3 separate regions of the Homo sapiens genome follow, and regions 1 and 3 are each linked to region 2. Evidence: chromatin loops called from intact Hi-C (ENCODE). Cell type or tissue: Calu3. All regions are shown on one strand.

What was found. Peaks named below come from ENCODE experiments on the same cell type or tissue, not always from the same donor. Only the 100,000 strongest peaks of a DNase experiment are listed, where the experiment ranks them.
Region 1: a loop joins it to region 2, with 2.1 times the contacts of the local background. A loop is called at or near these places in 3 of 110 quality-filtered maps.
Region 3: it touches region 2 in a loop (2.2-fold over the local background); 2 of 110 quality-filtered maps call a loop at or near these places.

What each region holds. Positions count from the first base shown.
Region 1 is chr18:40,011,132-40,019,131 of GRCh38, reverse strand. No RefSeq gene overlaps it. Among named protein-coding and RNA genes, the nearest start is that of LINC01477, 51 kb to the left of the region's middle. In Calu3, no CTCF peak of the experiment used is centred here; no DNase peak of the experiment used is centred here.
Region 2 is chr18:39,836,956-39,844,955 of GRCh38, reverse strand. It overlaps LINC01901 (long intergenic non-protein coding RNA 1901), which reads left to right. Exons shown (of 4, transcript NR_187474.1): 4 at 3,084-4,660. It overlaps LINC01902 (long intergenic non-protein coding RNA 1902), which reads right to left and starts at 3,247. Exons shown (of 9, transcript NR_151703.1): 1 at 3,044-3,247. In Calu3, a CTCF peak has its summit at 3,303; a DNase peak (open chromatin) is centred at 3,315.
Region 3 is chr18:40,290,640-40,298,639 of GRCh38, reverse strand. No RefSeq gene overlaps it. Among named protein-coding and RNA genes, the nearest start is that of LINC01477, 230 kb to the right of the region's middle. In Calu3, no CTCF peak of the experiment used is centred here; no DNase peak of the experiment used is centred here.

The DNA of each region.
Region 1 (8,000 bases), 170 kb before region 2:
GTAGAAAATTAACACTATGCAAATATATTTCAGAAGCAAAGCTCTCCATGGCCCAGGCAGATTTTGTTTGCAAGAAACCAGCATTGTAAACTGTGAAACAAATCCCAAATTGAATTTTCTTGGTCCCCAAAACATATTCTGGCTGCCCTGCTGATGAGAGACCCGGGGAGCCACAGCAGAAATCTCTTAGTTATTCATAAATTCTCTCTCTTAAAAAAAGTTGTTGTTGTTGTTGTTTTAAACACAAGAGTGGAGATGAACTCCAGAGCTCAGAAACCATTTTCATGCAAAAACAGGCGGCTCAGTATACAAATAAAGACCTAGCTGGAAACCCTGAACAGAGCAACATAAATACTCACATCTGGTATAAATAAATAACAAGATACATTGTTTTACGATTAATGCCCAGCTCATGAATAAGTACACACAATGGAGATAGAAATATTTAATTTTGGGTTGTAGAACATAATTAGAAATTATTAAACAAAGTCAGAACACAGAAGAGACTTCTCAAAATGCACAGGCGCCGGGTACAGCCTGGGTGTGTTTGGAACCAGTTTTGTCCAATATCAGTTTGTTTCGTTTTTTAAAGACAAACAAGAAAAGCTGCAACCTTAGTGTTTCATTAAATAGTTCATGAGAGTCATTCACTCTCCCTTTTTTCCCACTTCCTTCTGGGAGTTTAATGCACTGTGATAAGATAAATATCTGCCTTTTAATGATGATCACACCCTATTAAAACGTCTCACCCTGTTACCGATAATGCATGAGATTATGAAAGACGGAAAAAAGTAAAAGTCTCATTTTCTCCTCCCTGCTGATGCCATTTGTTTACCTTTAGCATTACCCTAGCTTACACAATGAAAAAACAGCAGCTAATTTTACTACATTTCTGTTTATTCTACTTTGATTTCTCCCACAGATGAAATCCCTGCCAGTTTTATTATTTTCTTCTTAGATCAAGAGTCCTAATTTTGTTTCATTAAACTTAACTGGACTTATCATTACCGCTTGCTTTAATCAAATAGGATAGAATTAGGTAGAACGAGGACAAATTGCCAGGGTTCATTAAGATAGCAATGCCCAATCTGGAAGTGTGGAGAGGGCCTGCAGATCAAACCCACCATAGCTCCTAGACACATATAATTGCATGTGGCCACCATTATGCATGGACACCACGGTTCAAAGAATCAGGGGAGTGATTTTCTTCTGATTTTAATGTTTCAAGACTGTTCTGAATCAGAAGAGTGGGAAATTTATGCAGACTTTGTTTTTAAGTTTTAGGAGTAAATAAGTCAAGAACAAAGGCCAAAGAAGAACAAGTACAAAGAGTGTTATGATGCGATAAAACAGGACCCAAACGGTGTGATTCTTGGCTTTGTGTGGCATGTTACAGAAAGCAAAGGAAGGGCTTTTGTCCTCAGAGAGTATTGTCCTTTGCTCTGACTTTCTGTCTGAGTAACCTTTCTAGCTGATTTATCTCCTTCTTAGAGACCAAAATGGTAAAAATACTGAATCTCTTCTTTCTGGCCTTTTCCTCCATTCCCCTGCCAGCAACTTATTTGTTTTGAAAATTAGCCATTTAACAGGGCATTGCCTTTACCAGCTATTTGTTCTGCTGACCTATGGTGGAAGCTGGAATTGGTACTGCAAATGTGCTTCTCTAACAGGTCTGTTATTGCATTATTCCTTTATGGGGGCTTCGACGTAATTATACTAAATGTTGTTATAAACCCCACCGGAAGCCACCTCTCCGCTGACGTCTAGAGGACACTTTCAGTGTATATCTCCCTCATCTGCCATTAGCACGCCTCCATGTTCTTCCTAGTATATTAGAGAGCACAGTGAACAGAAACAAGGACTACATGATCCAAACGGAGAGTTGAATGATTTGACAAGAAGCCAACCAGCACTTAGAGGAAAACTAACTACCATCAAAACACTTCCTTCACAACAAAGGTTGAATCATAACCTTATTCCCCTAGCATATGAATTAGAAGAACAATTGTCTGATTATGATTAAAAAAAGAGCATTACATTTTATGTTCCACCATAATTGGTATTTATGACAATTTATGTAAACAGTAATGAAGCCTATGTGATTTTTGCGGGGAAATTGCATTATGACACCAATGATCGTTACTGTTAATTTTCCTGAAGATGATGGCAATCAGCAGGCATAGTTTCATTGTAAATAGGTTAATTTAAAATTCAAACACTGCTGCTATTTCAAAATGAGTTCACATTTGATTTCTGAAAGCTTTGGCCCAGTCTTTTTCCATGTCAAGATAAAAATGCATAGATGACGTGTATCAATGTATAAAACCTTGTTCTTCAGGGTTATCTGGGAATAAGCATGTATGTGATATATGTGCAAATGTGTGTCTTACATACTACATATCCTTTTAATTTTTTCTCTGTTTTTGTGCTATAGAAACAAGTTTCAAAAACATATTACTAATATAATCACAAAATATACTTATCACAAACTAATTTGCTATGTATTAAATAGTATAAGTGAAGAGTGACATGTCAGCATTTTCTATTATTTCTATTGTGTACTGAAAATTGCCAAATCAAACTTTTAGCAAACAATTAAAACATAAAATGATCTTTCTTTATTGACCTTGGGCTTCTAGCTAGTTTTGAGTTAAATTGTTGTTCGACCAGTACATAGTTTGGACAAGCCAGTTAATTTTTTTTTTATTTTAAGATATATGCTTCTTACAGTGTAGATCAATTTCTGCCAATTTGTCCAAGCAAAGTGAAAGGGTCTAATTTTCACCTTTGGACATTTGAAGAAAAGGGAAATTAACATTCTTGAATACAGACACACATGTGTGTGTGAATATATATATATATGTATATATATATATATACATATATATATGCATGTGTGGATATATTTAAACAATGAATGTCATAACAATAAGATATTTGGAATTATAAGGAAAAAGAAGAAAAATTTTAAATGCTGACCAGTGTCTACTTACTTTAAGTAATATTTGAGTAATTATAACATATTTTCACATTTTTGTAACTATAATATATGAAAGTTGTACTAATATGTGCTATTAATTCTTCTTAAAAGTAAAATAGTATAGACTATGACTGTGAATCATTGCGATAAATTTTATTGACAACAGAAATTAACCATGCCTATAAATAGCTCTCTTTCTTTCTCACTCTCTTTCTGTCTTTTTCTCTTTGAAATCAGTTTTTCGGTGGCCAATCAACTGCTCAGAGTATGTTATTCTAATGAGAAAAAAATGTAAGTATAATTGTTCAAAATGTATCATAATTTTGACTATACTATTTCTACTAGTTTGATCCTGAAAATTTTATTATTTTTGAAGAACTTGTGTGACTATGCCTATCTGTATATGTGGTACTTTTAATTAAAATACCATTTTCAAAAAGACATGCCCAGATTGTTTTACCCTGGACCACTCATTTGAAGAAATAGGGATTAGAAAACAAGTGTTAGGTATCTAAACACCTGGAAAGCTGGAATAAATCTAATATGATTTCTAATACGAATATTATGAAATAGTATGAAATCTAATACACTTTCAAAAACTTGGATGTGTATACCCTGAAATCGTATTGCTTTGTATTGATTATAATTTTTAAAAATCAATAATTCTATGTGAAAGTATATTTACTTGTGGGAAATATCCATATACCTATATATGAAGTAATACACTATATAATCTCAAGTAGGTACTTCTATTTCCCCCAAGAGAGGGAATTACAAGATGTTGAAGAGGTTGTTCAAGTGCTTTCTACATTTTTCTTGCAATATTCATTTGTAACTTATTTTTTTATTCAAATAACTATTGTTAGTGGACTAGTTCTAGCCAGCTGTAATGCTTTAAGGGGGAAATATGGAAGAAAATCTTAAAATTAAGAAAATCATGTATATTTATTAAATGTTCTGAGAATTAGCAGAAGGCTCCGTTTAATTGCCTCCTTTAGCACGTATTTCTTCCATAGGAGTTTACATTAGAATTACTGCTCTGAAATATAATCAGGGTGATATAGGTTTGCTACTTAATACTTTTTTTTTCTTTTTTACTATTTTTAATCGGCAATTCTCTGCTATGAGTCTAAGTTTCTGTTTGGTTCCTGGGTAATCACATTTATTGTTTTTCCATTTCCCTACACACAGAATAATTCCTAAATCCAGACAGATTCCTTAGTCAGAGACAATGAATTGCTTAACACGAACCCTTTCTCATACTTTAAAAACAGAATCAATACAAGGAAACAAACTAAAACTTATATTCCGTTACTGAGAATTCAGTAGTGTTGAGTCTGTATTTTCATATGAAAAATGAGAGTCTCAATTATTTCTCTAGTTGCCTCTTCACAGGAACGTTTTACTATACAATCTCAGGATTCTTGGACTTTTCAAACCTTTAATAATGCCACATTCTGTATGGGTCAGATATTAATAAAACCTAATTATGCAACTAAGTTTGATTTAGTTAATGTAGTAAAACAATTGGCTAGTTACTAGTCAAAGAAAAGAAACGCAACCAAATTAATTCATTAAGTAAATACAATTTAACTTGAGGGTAGGGATATTTACCTCAATCATAAGAACAAATAAAAAGAAAAGAAAAGAGAAAGAAAAAAAAATCCCCTAAAGCAAAATGTCAAACTAATGTTAATGATGATTGTGTCAATTGACAGATCTTCTTTGTGCATTCCTGTGACTCATAAGTTGTTTTGGTTATAGTATATCATAAATGAGTTCTGAATCTTAGGTTTGATATCAGTGTGGGTTATTGTAATTAATTGTGTAGGCAATATATTTAGTTTTCACCAAAATGTATTTCTAAGCTTAAATACAACTTGTGCTCATAAAAATGGCCTCTAAACTAATCTGAAATCTCAGAAATGGCTATTGGTCGGCAAAAAAAGAAGTTGTGGCTCCATCAACCCATAGTCAATTAAAAAACAAAGCAAAGCAAAATAAAAAATGGGAAAAAAAACCCCACTATCTCACTAGTTGTACTATATGATGAGATTGCTTGTTCAAGATAACACTTCCCATGCTCTTTAGAACCTGTGGGTATTTAACCAACATACAACAGGTGTAGAAATGGATTTGCGACCTGCATATTCTAAATCCATAGGGTCCTTCCTTACATTATAGATTGGGCACTGTAGCATAATTGGTAGAATCAAAGAAGTATCTATAATGATTTCATTCATGCATGCATCTTCTCATGATCTGCCAATAATTTGAATTCAAAAATGTTACCTGAATATGATGGATGAATTACACAGGTGTTAAAGGTTTTGGCTTATGAGGGGCCTTTTAACATCCTTTATTTTGTTGGAAGAGGATAACATGACAGCAGTTTCCCGTGTCTTCACCTTCTTGAAAGGGAGTACATAAATGCATTGATCATAGCATGTGGACAGTGTTACCAACATTTTCCACTGATCCACAGAACATGTCCACACTATAGCTGATCAGCTGGTGTTTCATACTCCTAATTGTATTGGGGTGGGAGCTTACTAGCAATTATGCAAACCTTATGCTCTCTGTCCTATTGGGGGAAAATGATTGACAAAGTAACTTACCTCAAGAGTTTCTGATCTGAGGATAGTCAGAGAGAGTCTAATTTCATTTGTTGGTATCTGTCTTTCATCACTCATGGCTGATGAGAAAGAAAGAAAATCACAGTCAAAGAACATTCTTTTATTTCCAAGAGGAAAAGGAATTTGACCACAAAGATGACAGAGTTACAATTCTTTACTTTTAAGGGGCAACCTTTGGAGGATGACTCTCATTCTAAAAATGCAGGCATTGCTTTTTTCTTTTGTACCCTATTAAGAATTGTGCATGAGACCACTCAGAGTAGATGGGGACTCTGGGTCAACAGAACAGTGAGAAAGGTGACAAATGGCAATTCATTTCAGTGTTTGTTTTCTTGATGATGGCTGCCTCTTTTTCCTGGTGTTCTCATGTTTCTGGGGTGCTACACAATGAGTTCTATGTCCTTTTAAATGGGGGCAGAGCTGCCACAGTGTAAACTAATAAATAGCACAATTGAAGCCTTCTTGGTCATGAAATACAGCTGATTCCTCTCAGTTACTTTATTCATCCTCTCAATTCTCTTTTTTGAGGGAAAAAAGTTATTTTTTGACTTTATTCTGACATATGTGGATTAATTTTTTTAAACTAGTGCTGCTTTCCTGTACCTTTAATGTGGTACAAATTTAGACGAAACGTCTATTATGCTTGCTAAATTAGATTAAAACCTCTTATCCTAAGAAAATTTCTACAGTTTTTTATTTGGTAATTGGGCTATTTATGATGTATTAACTTTATGTTTTACTTTTATTAGAAAAAGAGTTTGGCAAATGAGTGAGAAAGAAATAGAGAATTTTCAAACTGAGCTTATTCTAGAGATGTGAATAGAATCAAACCAATCAGGATGCCACATCTACCTAAAAGATAAAAAAAATTCTACCGAATCAATACACTAATTTCAGTTGTCTTATAATTAATATCTATCAATCTATTCAAATAGATATTCAGTGGTCTATATTGATCTCTAAGACTTCCTGAAAACCACTAGGGAAAAACAACAGCATGCCAATATGTGTTAATTGCACTCATATTGACATTTTGTAAGTGCCAGAATTTCTATGATAGTGAGAAGTCAAATATTAGAATGCCAAATCCCAGAAAAGTGATATTATAATATTGATTTAATCAGATAACATTTTCTCCAAAAATTCGAATCATCTTTTCCTTTAATCAAAGTCTCATATATTTTCTATCTTATCAGCCCTAATATAACACCTGCTGATTTTAGGGACCAATGTAGTTCTCACATATTTTGGCTTAAAACCTCTTCCACTGTTTACATTACATTTTTTTAACCTAGCTTATTTTATATACTATCATTGCAATCACGTGGTGCTCTCTCTTTCCATAATACCTTAGATTGGGTAATAGTTAAAAAGATTTGACACTCTCATAGGAGGATGAGTACATTTTCATTGATGTCGAGCTAAATTTTGTGATCTCTTTCAGTCAGTGAAATGGAAACTGAAGAGGCCTGTAGCACTTCTTAGTGGAAGCATAGTAAGATTAAAAAATAAAAATAAGAGGCCAGGCACAGTGGCTCACCCCTGTAATCCCAGCACTTTGGGAGGCCAAGGGGGGGGGGTGGATCACGAGGTCAGGAAATCGAGCCCATGCTGGCTAACACGATGAAACTCCATCTCTACTAAAAATACAAAAAATTAGCCGGGTGTGGTGGCGGGCGCCTGTAGTCCCAGCTACTTGGGAGGCTGAGGCAGGAGAATGTCCTGAACCCCGGGAGGCGGAGCTTGCAGTGAGCCGAGATCGCGCCACTGCACTCCAACCTGGGCGACAGAGCAAGACTCTGTCTCAAAATAAATAAATAAATAAATAATAAAAAAATAAAAATAAGAAAAATACCACAACATCTGCTTTGCATTGTACTCATTTTTTCCCTCAGTTGTGAACCTAGCAATGTCATACACAGAGATAGCTTTGCCAAATGAGTGAAGACCTTTTGAAACTCAGCCACCTCTGACCCACAGTGAGCATGTAAACAGAGCAAGAACTAAACTTTTGTTATTGTAGATTTCTGAGCATTTAGGAGCTGTTGACTATAGAGGCATAACTTAGCCCATGCTTACTGCTACATAAATTGATACCAGGAAAGGAATGTTCCTGTGTTGCAACACAGCCTAAAAAATATGGCATTGCTTTCAAGACAGAGTAATACAGGCATGGAAATGGAAACAATTACTGAAGACGTAGTTAGGAAACAGTAAAAGTTTTGATAGAATTCTCCCCTGCAACAACTTGGACAACAAGGTATGTACCAAATGGACTTGGATTTGAACTAAGTTAACTCTGGAAACTGGAATTTTATAAGCATGCTTTGGTTGCAATGGGCTATATTTGACAAATGACTAAAATATAGAGGTGATTTAACAAA
Region 2 (8,000 bases):
CTTATTTTCAGTAAGTTTGGAGAGTGGGAAGGAGACACACATATGTCCAATTATTTACAACAAATTGTTACCAGTAGCTAATAGAAGCTGCTATGATCTAAATGATTTTGTCCCCCGCAAAATGTATATATTGAAACCTAATCCCCAATGCAATAGTTTTAAGATGTGGGGCTTCCGAGAGGGGTTTACATCCTGAGAGCAGAGCCCATATGAATGGGATTAGCGCCTTTATAAAAGAGGCCTAAAGTAGCTTGTTCACTGACTTCACCATGTGAAAAAATAGCAAGAAGTCACCATCTGTGAAGCAGAGAGGGAGCCCTCATCAGACATCAAATCTGCTGGTGCCTTATTCTTGGATTTCCCAGCCCTTATAGCTGTGAAAAATAAATTTCTGTTGTTTACAAATTACTCAGTCTAATGTGTTTTGCTATAGCAGCCTGAATGGACCGAGACAGAAGTTTATATGGGAAGAAGTGCTGCACAATGAAGAAGTAATTGTTATCTGGGCATGCTAAGAAAACTTGTATAACAGATGCAATATTTTAATGAAAATCTGTAAGAAAGAGTCTACTAGGGCACAGCATATTGCATACAGGTATGGGTTGATAGAAATCTAAAAGGGTAAGACACTGATTTTGTCTATTCAATCTTACCAATGAAGATAATGCCACTAGGAGAACTTTGACACAGCTAGTGGCTGTTGTTACAGAAACTCTCTCTATCTTTGCATTCTAATGAGTTTAGAGAGTTGTAATGTTCTTCTCCACCTACCCTTCATTTAGGGTTGATAGGCACATCTGATATCACCACAATATTACAATATTATTGAAGATGAAAAAAGGTTTAGGGGCCTGGTTTATGCAGGTGGGTCATCTTAGAATGAATTCAATTTACAATTCTGCTTCTTCACTCTGCTTATCTAACCAAAAAGTTATTTGTACGCATATTTAGAAGTTAAAGCTGTAGTAAATCAAATATTTCCTGGTAGATAAGCCTATCATGGCTTATCTACCATGGCTGGTCCACAGGAAATAGATTCATTGGTACATCATAGGAGAGGGTACACCCCTAGCCCCATACCTGGAAAATAAGGTGACAAATATTAGACAGAAAGACCAAAGCAATTGGGCAGGAAAGCAACTGGCTTCAGGAACGACTGGCAAGTGAGTGTAGCAGAGCGGCAGGGAGCACGGGAAACACACACAGTGAGCATGAGGAAGCCTGGCAACAGAGAGTTCTATCCCCAGGCCATTCTGCAGACCTCAGGAATACTGGCACCAACAAGCCAGGTTCCCACTCCAGAAAACTGAGCTTGTTAAGATCACCTAATCAAGCACAAGACCTAGGGAACGTGAGAAGAGGGTAAAGCATCAGTATGGGTTTGTTCTATTCATGTGGCCCCTCATGTAGTCTGAGTAGTGAATTCAGGAGGCTGATACTATGGCTTATTTTAGAAAGGAGAAAACTGAGTGTCAGGAAATCCAGACAGAGAACAGTCACTGGGCCAGAAGCAAAGTTAAGGATGCTAGATCATTAAACTCCAGCCCAACACTTCCAAAATACCTTGTGACAAAAACTGACTGTCAGAACCCCATAGGGCTGTATCTCTATCTGTGGGGATGTCTGTGTGTTTCTGTACCTGTTTCAGAGGGGTATAAAAAGTGGGAAGGGCGAATGAAGATGATCAGGTTATTACATTACCCTTTAAGGTTTTAAAATCTGATGGCATTTATGACAATCATATTGTGATCCATCTACTAAAACATAAAAACATGGAGGCCTAATCTCTCTAGGTTTAGGATGCAGTTCTGTCTCTGGAATATCAAGTAACGCAGTATCGAATGTAAAGGCTGCCTTTGACTGAGGACACTCTGGGAAACAATTTTCCGCTGCATGTTAGCCTATCTGCAATCAAAGTGTGTGTGTATCTCTGATTTTTTTAATCCCTTCACTTCTTTCTCTCTCTTTTCCCTCATTGTGTCCTTACTTCCCCCGCCTCCCTCCCCCGCAAAACACTTTTCTCTTGCCTATGGAGATGGGCACCAAAAGGAAATTGATGCAGTGGCGGGTTTAATATGACATTTGAAAAGTGACTTTTTGATTTTCAATTAACCTTGCACAAAGAGGAAATATTGAAATTCGCCCCTTTGTTCTTGGCTGGATCTGCAGACAGGCTGGTTGGTACCAAGAGCTGAACCGGGTTTTGGGTGGGGCGATAGGGAAGGAAGAGGCAGGTTGAGGAAAGTAAGAGAAAATCTGGCACCTACCAAAGCCGCGCTCTGCTTCTATTTGCACGAAATGAGACAAGACTAGCCTGTACTAATTACTCTCAGAAGGGGGAAACAGGTAGGAGAGAAAATGCTCTTGTCATTTGTTTGACTTAATTGTATGCTTTTATGAGCCGTCTGGCTGGAAGGATTAAAGTTACTTTTAATAACACTTCCTTTCAGAAAGAATGTGATTTGAAGTTTCCCAGCAGGGCCTCCCAGTCAACAGCAGGACCCTTTCCCCAATCCCTGACCCCTCCCTTTCCCCCACCGCCCACCCCCCCACCAGTCAACCCTCTCCCCTTCCCTTCTTTGAAAGGCCCATTGTTCTGTTTGTAGAAGAAAGAGATGCTTACACCATAATATAAGACAATAAAGTTAACTCCATAAGTCTCCTCTTTCCGGATTTTCTATGCAATCTTTACTAAAGGCAGTAGTATCTCCCCCGCCCACCCAGCCTCTCCGCTCTCCCCCCTCCCCTCCTTAACTTCCTCCACCACCCTATTCCCTGCACTCCCCCCTACACAGCCCCCGCTCCTTTTTGCAAAAGGAAACATTGAAAATCATATATGGAAAATAAAGTAGCTTGGCGCTTTGGACCTCATTAAGCTGCGTGTGGACACCAGCGTGGTGACAGTGACAAGGTTCCATAAACACACGCATCGCAGGTGATTAGGGCAGCCCGCTTCCGCTGATGGACCTTCCGCTTTTTGTCTCTGTTCTTGCAGGGTTTCTGCTCCTTGCTCCCTAGCTGTTTTCTCTCGCTCTCTTTTTACCTTCTCACTGTTTTTGTCTGTGTTTCCTTTTGCTCTGCAGTTTCCACCGCGCCAGAGTCTTGACCCTGAGTGGCATCGGCAGGGTCTCCTGCGGCAGACCAGGGGTGTTGCGGGCTGCGCTGGGTGGGGGACCGCGCGCTGCACGTGCAGTGCCGCCCGGACGGCGGCGAAAGGACAGCGGTGCACCCCGCCCGAGGCCCCAGCGATCCATCAGGGCGGCTGTACGCGGGAAGACGCTTCATCTCATCCCTAGATGGCAGCAGGATTCTGAAGCTGGCGCAGCCCTGGGCAGCCCTTTCTGGTCTATTTTCCTGAACAGATTGCCAGGGGATACGGCGGCTAAACAGCCAGGCGCCTCCCCGGAGCGCAGCTCAGACAGAAGAGCAAGCCGGACAGACGCCGCTGGCGAGGCTTCGGGGGTCAGATCCTGCAGCTTGGACACCACATTCTCTCTTTTTGCACACAGATGTGCTACTGTGTAAAAATAAGCAAACAAACAAAAACGGGAGTTCAGCTTCTTGGAGAATGTGTCATGGTCAAGACCAGTGATTCTGGACGGTGACAAAAGTCCTGGAGGCCTGAGTGCACAGAGGACACACGCACAGATGCACATGAACTCATGGAGAAACACTGGTCTTCTCTGCCAGGGACCAGGCTGGCCATGCAGGAAGGGAGCAGGATGTGAAGATTCAGACTTTAGCTCCAGCTTCACTACCGTCCTGCCGTGCACTTTGGGGGAAGATTCGTTCTGTTCCTGAGCCTTAGTTATTTTATCTGTAAAATTGGGGTTATTATAGCTTTCAGCTCTGTGTACATACAAAAGACTGTTAGGATTATCAAGAGGAACAAAGAAGGGGGAAAAATCACTTTGGCAGGAACAGGCTCACTGCTGCAGCTTTTGGCCCAGAGCAGGCATTTTTCTTCAGAGGAAGCTTCCAAATGGTGCTACAGTATTTATTTTGATCAGCCAGATATGACTTATTTGAAAACAAAGGGCAGAGGTTGTTTCGCACCTTAAAAGCTGAGGGCTTTTGTCTCCAAACCACTTATTTTGTCCACACCCAGTCCCTCATCATGGACTTTGTCATCCCTTGGAAATCCTTTACATCAGAAATCTTTATCACCAGAAACTACACACAGTAGCCCAATAGCTGCATCCCCGAGGGCCCCAGGATGAAATAGGAAAAGCTGAAACTACTCTGGTTGGAGTATATGCTATATTGGAAAAAGTTACTGTTAACATGGTATATAACATACTGAGTGAGTCAGAAAATTTTCTCACCAAGTCTGAGTCAGAGGAAAAAAAATCAAAGATTTAAAAAAATTCCTCATATTACGTTCAGTACATTTTGCTTGTTTTCTTTGAGTTCTGTTCTCTTCTAGCACCATGGCAACCTTCGTCACACAAGGAGCAGGAGGACAAAGGTGACAGATGTTTACCTCTTTATTTTGTCTAGGGTCTTGTTTCCTTCACTCTCACCTGATTCAAACTTTCAGCAAATGTACAAGGGCCAGAAACACTTCCTCCTGACCCTGACCCCAGCAATTTTGTAATATGTGTAAAACCTTAAGTAACTTTGATTATTTACACCAAATAAAGTAGAGCTTCACAGTCTACAACTTTGCTTACTGGGGGTTTTATAGGACTCAAAGTAAAGCTGTTTCAAAATGATGAGGAGGTGGGACAAGGGGGAAAACAAGAAGAAGATACTATACAAAAGTCTAGCCATTGAGTTATCCTTCCTTAAAAACATTATGCCAGATCATGGGGCAGAAAACAGAGTCGAAATTTTCTATCATTTGACTACGTCCCCTGTTCGGTTTGAATATTAGGCCTAATTTGAACTATTATTAGCTCTAGCTTCCTGTAGCATCAACCCCAGAATTATTATCACATCAGTAATTCCAGCAGTCTCATACTATACTGTTGACTCACCACATCACCTCATCTTATAGCTTTCTAATAATCTCTCTCATTCCGCCAATTCTTCAACCTCATAAAGTCCTCTGCTTGAGTGATCCTCACACTATCCTGAAAATCAGCTTCTCTTTGTTCCCCACCTAGCTCTTGCCATAAGCCTTGCCAGCCTGACCCCCAAGCTTGGTCACCTGAATCATTATTACTAAGAGCCCTCCCACCTTCTCTTCTGGAAAAAGCATAACCCTAACTGGAAACTTATAGAGAGCATAGAAAAAGATCAAAACTACAATCTGCATTCTTTTCTCCTAGAGCCAGGGAACAAGACAATGTTGGTGGAAATCATCCAGCCTTGCTTATTGTTATCAACAAATTCACTGCACACAATCTTGGATGGACCTTTTATGCTGCCTAATATTTTACTTATTCTTGATTATTTATTTTTCACTAGTTATTTTGTTTACTTACACATAGTGATTCTTCTTTCCTGGGATCTTTAGTGAATATGCCAAAACATTGGCCTTCTCTTCAAGGTTTTTACCACCCTATACACTCTCATAGCAGGCAAACCCCTCAACTACCTCACAGAAGAATGAAAGCCACTGGGGAAATGGGCCTCATCACTCTGCTCCCCATCAAAATGTTTATCTACCTGTACTCCTTTCTTTACTTCCTTTCCTCCTGTCTCAAGGGAGAGAAGCCCTTTATAGTAGCACTCCATCCAGCAATTCTCTCCATCTCATCTTTTCTCATTTCCGCTAGGACAGAGATTCATCAGTTATTCTCCCTCTCTTCTATGTCTTTAACCACCCGCTCTGACCCTCACAGTGTTTTTCTTTCTATACCCATTCCCTTCTCATTCATGTATTAATCATCTGTCCTACTCTCTAGATGACCAGAAGTGCTGAGCCACAGTCATGTGTCACTTAACTACACGGACACATTGTGAAAATTGCTTCACTGGGCAATTTTGTTGTTATGCAAACATCATCATTTCCCTCCACAAACCTAGATGGTTTAGCCTACTACTCACCTAAGCTAGAGAGTATGACCCATTGCTCCTAGGCTGCAAACCTATAAAGCATAATATTGTACTGAGTAATGTAAGCAATTATAAAACATCGGTAAGTATTTGCACATCTAAACATACATAAGCATAGAAAAGGCATAGTAAAAATACTGTATTGTAATCTTATAAAACCACCGCCCTAGCTATGGCCTATTGGTGACCAAAATGTTGTTACCCAGCATATGGCGGTAGTTGTAGGATCTCACACACACACACACACACTCACACTCCAGTCCTCTGCCACACTTCTTTACCTTTGTTCTTCATCCATGTCTCTGTGATGTAGAATGACTTTCTGACACTTTTTTTTTTCCAGATTCTTGCTCATCCTTTAAGACTCAGGCTCAAGGATCATACTCTAAAGAGTAAATGTTTCTTAACATCCAACATAAGCTAAGATCCTTTTATTTTGCCCTTGCAGAGAGCACATACCTTTTGATAGCAGTTACGCACTCATTTTATCTCAATGTAATTTCTATTTAACACATTAGACTATGAGCTCCTGAAGGGCAAAAACTATGTCTTATTCAGCTTTATTTTCTTGGTGCCAAATGCCGGCCCAGGCACATAGTCTTAAACTTTGTTTTATATGAATCAGTCATATTGCCTTCTATACCTGTTGCCTTGTAAGAAAAACGTTTGCTTACACCAGCAGAATAGAGTTTCCTAAACTCTGTTCTGGGTCATCAGGCCCCTCTCCTCATTTTGGCTGTTTGGACTGTGCAGTGTACTAGTTTAAAGGCCAGCCAACCTAACTTGTCAGTTTTCTATAAGATGGACTGAAAGAGAAAGCTCTTCTGAAACAATCATGATATAATCAAGGAGACTTTCAAATTTGAAATGGATGCTGTAAAGGAGGAAGGTGGCAGCAGAAACAACAACTTCAAGGTCAGGAGACAACTAGAAGCTAGGAGACAAGAAGAGTTATAATGGTCCTTCAGTGAGCTGAGTTTCAAGAGCAGAAGTAATAAATGTATATTTAGATTCCAAGTAATAATTCACCTCAAGCTCTCATAGAAAGTGTCAGAATGGGGACTAGAACCCAGCTCTCTTTCTATTAAGACCAGTGCTCTTTCTAGTTCAACTTACATGTTTTGTTCATTATTTTATATAACTTAATGGGCATTTCTAAAGTTAGGTGTAAAATATTCAGGCCTTACCTAGTAAGAAAGAAAGGAAGACAGATACAAAGTTAGGAAGAAAATAAAAAATAGACCATTGAAATAGAAAGGAAGAGTGTGAAGTTAACAACTATGTTATTAGTTAACACATTATAAATTACTGAAGGTGGACTTTTTTAAGTTAAAGAGTTCTGCATAGAGAATAAAAATTAATGATCACAATTGATTGGTGTTTACTACAGCCAGGCAGTCAGTATATCATCATCATCATCATCATCATCATCATCACGTGTACTTAATGGTCACTACTTAAAGAACTAACATGTATAAGATCTTCACAATAATCCCTTGAGTAGTTACTATAATAAGGCAAACATTAAAAATCAGAAAATTGAGGTGCAGGAGTTAAGTAAATTGATTAAATTACACAGCCAAAAAGTTGAAAGCCAATAAATATACATTTATTCACATGAATTATCTAATTTAATCATTGTAGCAATTTTTAAAAGGAGTAATATAATCATATTTCACAGTTATATAGCTATCATTTTATAAAGGAGAACTCTGAGACATCAGTTGCGTAACATTTTGTGCTCTTTGCTGGTATGACCCTATTCTATCTGATATAAAAATACATGTCTTGGCCAGGTGTGGTGGCTCATGCCTGTAATCCCAGCACTTGGGGAGGCCAAGGCAGGAGGATCGCTTCAGCTCAGGAGTTTGAGATCAGCCTAGTCAACATAGTGAGACCTTGTCTCTACAAAAAATCAAAAAATTAGCCATGCATAGTGGCATGTGCCTGTTGTCACAGCTACTTGGGAAGCTGAGGTAGGAGAATTGCTTGAGCCC
Region 3 (8,000 bases), 450 kb before region 2:
CAGGATGTTTATCCAAAGGAAATAAAATAATTATATCAAAAAGATGTCCACATTTTCACATTTACTGCATAATACCCAAAATAGAGAATCAATCTAAGTGTCCATCAATGGATGATGGATAAAGAAATGTGGTATATAGACAGAATAGAGTACTGTACTGCCGTGAAAAAGAATGAAATCCTGTTATTTGCAGCAATATGGATGGACCTGGAGGACAATATATTAAGTAACAGAAGCCAGGCACAGAAAGACAAATACCGGGTAATCTCACTCTTGATCTCTAAAAAAGTCAGTTTCATAAAAGTGGAGTAGAATGGTGGTAACCAGAGGCTAAGGAGCAACGAGTAGAGGACAGAAGGAAGTCGGTTAATGGATACAAAGCTGTGGCTAGACAGGAGGAATAAGTTATTGTGTTCTATTGCACAGTAGGGTGACTACGGATAATGATATTTATTGTATATTTTAAAATAGCTAGAAGAGAAGTTTTGAAATGTTCTTATAACAAAAAAAATGAGAAATGTATGAGGTGATAGATGTGCTTAATACCATAATTTGACTTTTACATATTGCATACACGTATTGAAACATCACAATATACCCCATAGAATGTATAATTATTTGATTTCAACTAAAAACAAAATTAAAAAAATGGATTTCAATTTATTTAAATTTCTAGATAATTGAACTCCAGTTAAATGGGTTTGCATTTATTTGAACTGACCACATATTGTTTCATATGCACTTAGCAATTAAGATCATTCTCCTGCCTGCTCTTCATTTTGCCCTCCCTCCCATCCCCAACTTGTTTTTTATTACTTGTTCATCAGATAATCTTGTAATTCAGAAAAGCTGATACAGAAGTAAAACCCTCATAATTAAAAATTGGCTGAATATCCACACATGCCTCTTAGGTGGAACGATGAACAGGCAATCTTTTTTAGCTTTTCATACACAAAGAACTTCAGCAGCATTCCAAATATGGCTTTCTGGTTCTTGTCTAATCAAAGCATACACAAGAAAGGAAAATGATATAAAGCTTCTTTTTCTCCCACTGTGATTTTTATTCTGGGTCATCATATTTCTCTTACATACCATTCTATACTTTAAACATTTCTGTCAAATTAACTTCCAAAATTAGAACAGACGATGTCCTAGAACAACCTCAAGAGGTGCAATTTTTCACAGGTTGTTGTCTTTAATTTCAATTTCTAATTAATGAACTCCATCATGGTGATTCATGTTACTTTGCTGTTTTGGCTTATCTTATTCACTTCTCTTGTTTTCACTGCTCTATGGCATTTATTGAGGAAGACATAGACAAAATTGAAGGTGGAGGCAGGAAGAGGGGTAATGAATGAGAAAAAATCCTATTTCTAAGAAGAGGCCTCAGGCCATTCTGCTTTCATCCAATGAACATGATTACACCAATGACGTCAATAATAGGGTCACCAGTCTCCATCCTTTACCAAAATAACATAGAAATCTTTTTACTTCTGTACTTTTTGTTTAATGTAAGTCTCACACATGTTGTTTCACTTTAGAATTTCCACTGTTGTCCATCTATGTTTTCTCTGTTCTACCATATAGAATTAATTTCACAAAATTGCATAAATGGTACATGTCTCCATAGGGAAAATAATACCCAAGAAGAAGCAATCAACATGTTAGAATAGATCATCTCAGAGACACAAAACAGTCCTGCATAAGTCAGCATAGCCTCTCATAAAATTCAAGACTGACTCAGCACACATGGGCAGTCATTAGTTCTCCAAAGCATCATTCTATTTCCTTTATGACTTAGCAGCCAGATTTTAGGAAGTCCATAATCAGAGGAATCAAACTGGTTTCCTAATTACTGAGATCACAAAAAGTGTTGATGGCCCCATTAGGAATAAATGAAGCCTTGACATATAAACTCATGCAATTGGGCTATTTGATACTGAAGCTTCCTTTCCTGAATTTGGTACCTCGAACAAAAATTATTCTTACAATAGTTGTTATAAAATTATTATTTATACAATTCTATCTTGTCATCTAGGAACACACAGATGATCTGTAATTTGAGGGGAAAATATGGTTGTCATTTTTTAAAAACTCTTTCTCACAAGTCAGATGATATTAGTGAAATCTAATATAGATATGTCAACAAAAATCCTCCTGAAAGTATGGCCTTCATTTAAGAAACGTCATACTATATATATGAAAAGAAGTTCTAAAATTACAAGACAATGTAAATTAGTGTTTGAATATATCAACACTTATTCTCTCATTATCTTTTCAGCCTGCAATCCAGAATTAATCAAAATCTCACCTTCTCCATTAGGCTTCATAGTCTTTCAAAACCACTGAAATATTTGAATTTACATAACTGGTCCCTGCCCTTACTACTCGCTTATCTTGGAAATGAAATATAATGTAATTTTGTTCAATTTTTTTGTATAACATAAATTTTATTTCCTTAGCTGCATTCTAGGCTTGCTAAGGCCAGTGACTATTGTGAAGAATCCCCCTAATATTCTCCATAGTACAGTGAGTGTATGCAGTAAATTACTGTCTCTTAAAATATTACTTTTCAGCTGAAAATTAAAAAAAGAATAAAACAACTAGTCATTTCACGAAGCAGCAGCTAACTCCTTAAGTTTTCATAAAATAATGTTTAATAACAATTTGATAAAGCTATGAAATGTGAAACCTGGAGTTGAAGATAAACTGCTTTATTATCATCTTGTATTTATTGCGAATATACAAGGTTTCTCTTATAGTATTACAACTATGGGTTTAAGTTAGCTATTTTTGTCTATGATTCATCTTTTTAAAGTTTTATTACCTGCAATTTTTGTCTTTTAGGAGCCCAGAATTGTGAATTTAAAAAAAAAATTAAAGGAATTCTTTATTCAAAGCCTTCTTACTCAGATGTCAACCACGCAAAACATGAATATAAAGCTCTTTTGCTTGAACAAGGAGATGGTCCCAAGAACCCTGTTTGGCTCCCAGTCTCCTCTAAGAACGCTGGGAGTAATATTACCAAATTTAAAAATGGCTGCTGTAAGTCATGCAAGGGCTACACAGATTGGTTACCTGAGAATTGCTCTTTGAAACAAAGAAGCTTCTGGCTTCTGTTTTTATATTCCCCACACTTGCTGGCTTATGTTATTATTCAGTTCTGGGTTTTTTTGACTAGCTTGATTCTACTCTTTCTCCACTATTCCTTCACCCCTTTTCTCTTCTAGTCCTTGAATTGTCTGTCTTTAAGCCTTACCCCCTCCTGCCCCAACCCATGCATATTCCTGAGAACTAGCACACACAGACTCACAGACACACCAGTGAGCAGGAATTCATCATTGTTACACACCAATCAGCTGGATCACTGTGCCTATGATATGATTTAGTTGTTTGTAAAGGAAGCCAAAACTACATAAGCACATTGCTTTGCAATCTGATAATTTCAGCTGTTTCAACCACAGAATCATGTCAACCTCTGCAAACCCATTGCTAGGTCATCTGTCTACAGTGGTCACTTTTGTAATTCACTCCAACAGTGAAAGCTGAAAATAATTACATCATACTGGAAAGCAAATGAGCACTGAGCATTCTTGATGGTGAGACTAGACTGAATGCATTTGATACTCAAAGAGGTGGCTACAAGTTCAAAACAAAAGCTAAGAATACCAATATGTTGCTTATAATCACAACTGTAAGTAAGTTTTCACTGAATTGGCAGGTTTAGTATAATATTGATAAAAACTAGGAAAAACAATAGAACTACTAAATATTTACCTGAAATGTCCAAGAAATAGTGTGTTAGGAATAACTCAATTTGTCATCACTGAAACATGTTTAATTATTTATATATAAGTTCATTCTTTACCTTAGTAAACATATTATATTGAATATATTTACACTAACTTTTTTAGAATTGAATGTCATCATTATGAATGGAATCAAGCAAATCAATAAAATTAAGCCTTAATACTTCTAGAAATGGCAGCAAAGCAGACACATGAACACTGCCACAGTTAAAAATTATAAAAATTAGAATGAAATATATTATAAAATTATTAAAGGCACTGTACAACATTTAAAGCAGAGAAAAAGAAAAGGATAGTCAACTCCAAAAAAAATTGAAAATGAAAGGGAAATAATCGATCAGTTTATGTCCTTCTGGTTTAGGGATGTTGTACACCTCCAAGATTGACTTTGGTGGCACTGGATACTTTAAGGAGTAAAATGATATTCATCATAGCCTCAATTATCTCTCCCAAATATCTATTAATTACTATAGTGTTTTTAACATATGTCTCCAAATTTTTGAATACTCCTTTTTTTCCAAAAGATAGAGTGTAATTCAGCTTAATCCCACCACCTCTTGAGTGTGGGCTGAATGTAGTGATCCATTTACTACAAATTGTGTATACAAAGAGAAAAATTAATAACTTTACAGTGGATATAACTTATAGATATCACTTCAACCAAGCTTCAAAGTTAGTATCACCATCCATAAATCATGATGATACCTTGTTCCCAATGATATGATGTGATGAGAAGGGTACTTCAATTATGTGATATTCTTCAAAAAAAATCCATATCCTCCATGAATCATGATAAAGCATCAGACAAACAAAAAATAGGAAACATTCAACAAAATACTTGACTAACACTCTTCAAGGGCGTCAAGGTAATAAAAATAGGAAAGATGGAGGAACTGTCACAGATTGGAGGAGTCTACAAAGTCACAGCAACTAAATGCAATTTAGTATTGTGGTTTCAATCCTGGAATATAAAGGATTGAATATCTAAGGATTGAAAAATCTAGTGAAATCCAAATAAAGCCTATAGTAAAATAACAGTATTGTGCCAATGTTTATTTCTTCGGTTTGCCACTGTACCATGGTTATGTTAACATTAGGAGAGGCTGGGTAAAGGTATATGGTGAACCTCTGTACTATTTTTGCAACTCATCTGTGAGTCTAAGATTTCAAAACGAAAAGTTAAAACAAACAATAATATCCTCTCTTACCTCCATCATACACTGTGAATTAGCCAAAAACCCAGTACTATTACTTATTTCTCATCTGTAGGTAACCAGAACAAAGTCTGTTATTTCTGGTTCCACATCTGTAGGGGGAGCTGCTGCTATATCCAATATATGAAAGCCCCACGATGTATTATTAACTTGATATTAGATGGGATTTTTATAAAGCTTCACAAATAGGCTAACACTGCAATTAGTATCAGAAGAGGACAAGATTTTTAAATTCACAAAGGAACAGAGAAATGCATGGCTATTTTGTGGTAGGCCAATATATCACTAAGCCAGGGTAATAAAGAATATGGAGAGGACAGATGAAGCTAAATCAACCTAAAGGAAGGTCCAAATAAAAATGGCAGAATTCTTGCTTGTGTCCTGTATGGCTGTGCTGCCTCATCGTCATCTTTATGCCATGGAGCCCTAGGCTATTTTCCCTGAATTCAGGGAGGCTCCCAGCTTGGCAAGACTGAAAGAGTAAATGTATCTCCATTTGAAATGATGGTCACTAGATAGGCAAACTCTTTTGGGAATACAGGTTGTCTCTAAGGTACACAGTTGCTAGAAATATAAACTTTTTTAAACCAGTATAACAATCAAATGAGCATATTCATTCTAAAGAATTGCACATACATATATTAGCATAAAAAAGAAAATACTCTTTTAAACAGAAGAATAATTGAGGCAGATGTAGGCAAATAAAAATACTTAGTTAAAAAAATGTATAATTTGCTATTTGTTGAAAAACAAAAGTAAATCCTAACCACAGAATTCTTAAATTTGATATGCTCATGAAGGGGATTAAGCACAGTTTATGTTATAGATGTTTCTGTATCATGGGATATAAAGGGATATAAAAGGATATATATTCAACTCTGGGTGCCTTATTTGAGAAATGAAAATTGCTGGTTGTGACTGCCCTTAGACCTTGCAATCAGTAAATTATGGAGCAAGTTCTATGGTTCTTGGTTTCGTAACTTAGAACATACTACATTATCTTAGCCTAGTTTTTGCATTAAAAAGCAGTACAAATGATTCTTAATGAGCACAACAAAGTACCATTTGTACTTTCCCACTGTGTATTTTTGGTATGGAAATGGCTATTTCTAGAGTTTTCAAAAAGTGTTTGTTCTTTTAAGCAAATATTCTGCCTTACAAACATTTTTTCAAAATGCCCATGTTCAAGATAAAGTATGGTTTAGCCCATGCTTAACTTAGCTGCAGTCTAAACTACTGAACATTTTTTTTAATAAGAAGAAAAGGAGAGGAAGAAAAAATGAGAAAAAAAATGAAAGGAAAGAGAGAGAAAGAAAAAGAGGGAACAAAAAAAAAGGTGGGGGGATGGGGAGGGAGGAAGGAAGGAAAGAGGCATACAAAGGAGGTAGGTGGTCTGGGTTCTTTAAGGAACACTATGCATGTTATATGCACATATAGATCGAAAGATACATTTTCAAGCCACAAAAATCTACTCCCCAACAAGGATAAGATAATGGAAAACAAATTACAACCTTAAATAGTCATTGTGCCATCTTATAGAGTCCTAATATATACCATGTTCAATATGTAGTTTAGATAATGATTCTCATTGAGAGATGAAGAAATGGAGAGATACAATTTTGGGGTTTAAATTATCAGAATTTGTTAACATAAGATCTCCACTTAACATATTTTCCGTGATAACTATAAGTTACAATAACAGAATTTAAATAATGTTAAGGGACTCAAAGTTTCAGGTTGCCTATTTTTTTTTCAATTTATGTTTATTATGTGTATTTAAGGTGTATAAGATGTTTTGATATAAACAGACATAGTAGAATAATTACCATAGGTAAGCACTTAATATATCCATCAACTTTCGTAGTTATGTCTTTTGTGTGTGTCCTGTAAGTGCATCTAAAATGTGTTCTTTTAGCAAGTTACCAATATGCAATACAATGTTATTTACTACAGTCCCTCCGCAGTACATGAGATCTCTAGATTTAGTCATCCTACATAACTGCAAGTTTACACATTTTGACCTACATCTTTCCATTTCCTCCCAATCTTTGCCTCTTGTATCTACTGTTCTACTCTCTGTTTCTTTGTATTCAACTTTCTTAGATTACATATATAAGTGAGGTCATAAAGTATTTTTCTTTCTGTATCTTGCTTATTTTAATTAGCTACTGTTTTCCAGGCTCATCCATATTGCTGCAAATTACAGCAACTCCATTTTTAAGGCAGAATGACATTTCCCTGTATACATATACCACAATTTCTTTATCTATTAATCCATCAATAGACATGTACATTGTTTCCATATCTTGACTATTGTGAAGAACGCTGCAACGAAGATAGGAGTGAAGATATCTCCATGAGGTGCTGATTTCATTTGCTTTGGATATATACCCAGAAGAAGGACTGCTGGATCTCATGACAGTTATGTTTGTAATTTTTTCAGGACCCTCCATGCTATTTTATATAATGATTGTAGCAATTTATATTCCCATTAACTATATACAAAGATCTCCTTTTCTCCACACCCCAGCCAACACTTATTTTCTGGTATTTTGATAATGTCCATCTTAGGTGTGAGGTGGTACCTGTTTGTGGTTTTGGTTTGCATTTCCTGTATGATTAGTAATGTTGAGCACCTTTTCATATACCTTTTTGCCACTTATGTATCTTCTTCTATGGAGAAATCTATATTCATGTTCTTTGCCCATTTTTAAATATTTTTTGTTTGTTAGTTTTGCTATTCAGTCATGTAAGTTCTCTATATATTTTGAACATTAGCCCTTTTCAGGTATGTGGCTTACAATTGTTTTCTTTCAGTCTATTGGCTCCCTTCATATCTTGATGATTGTTTTCTTTGTTATGTAGAAGCTTTTTGGTTTGATGTAGTACCACTTGTTAATTTTTGTTTTTATTGCCCAAACTTAGTGTAATATTCAAACACTCTTTTCCAAGGCCAGTTATAAGGAGTTTTTCTCCA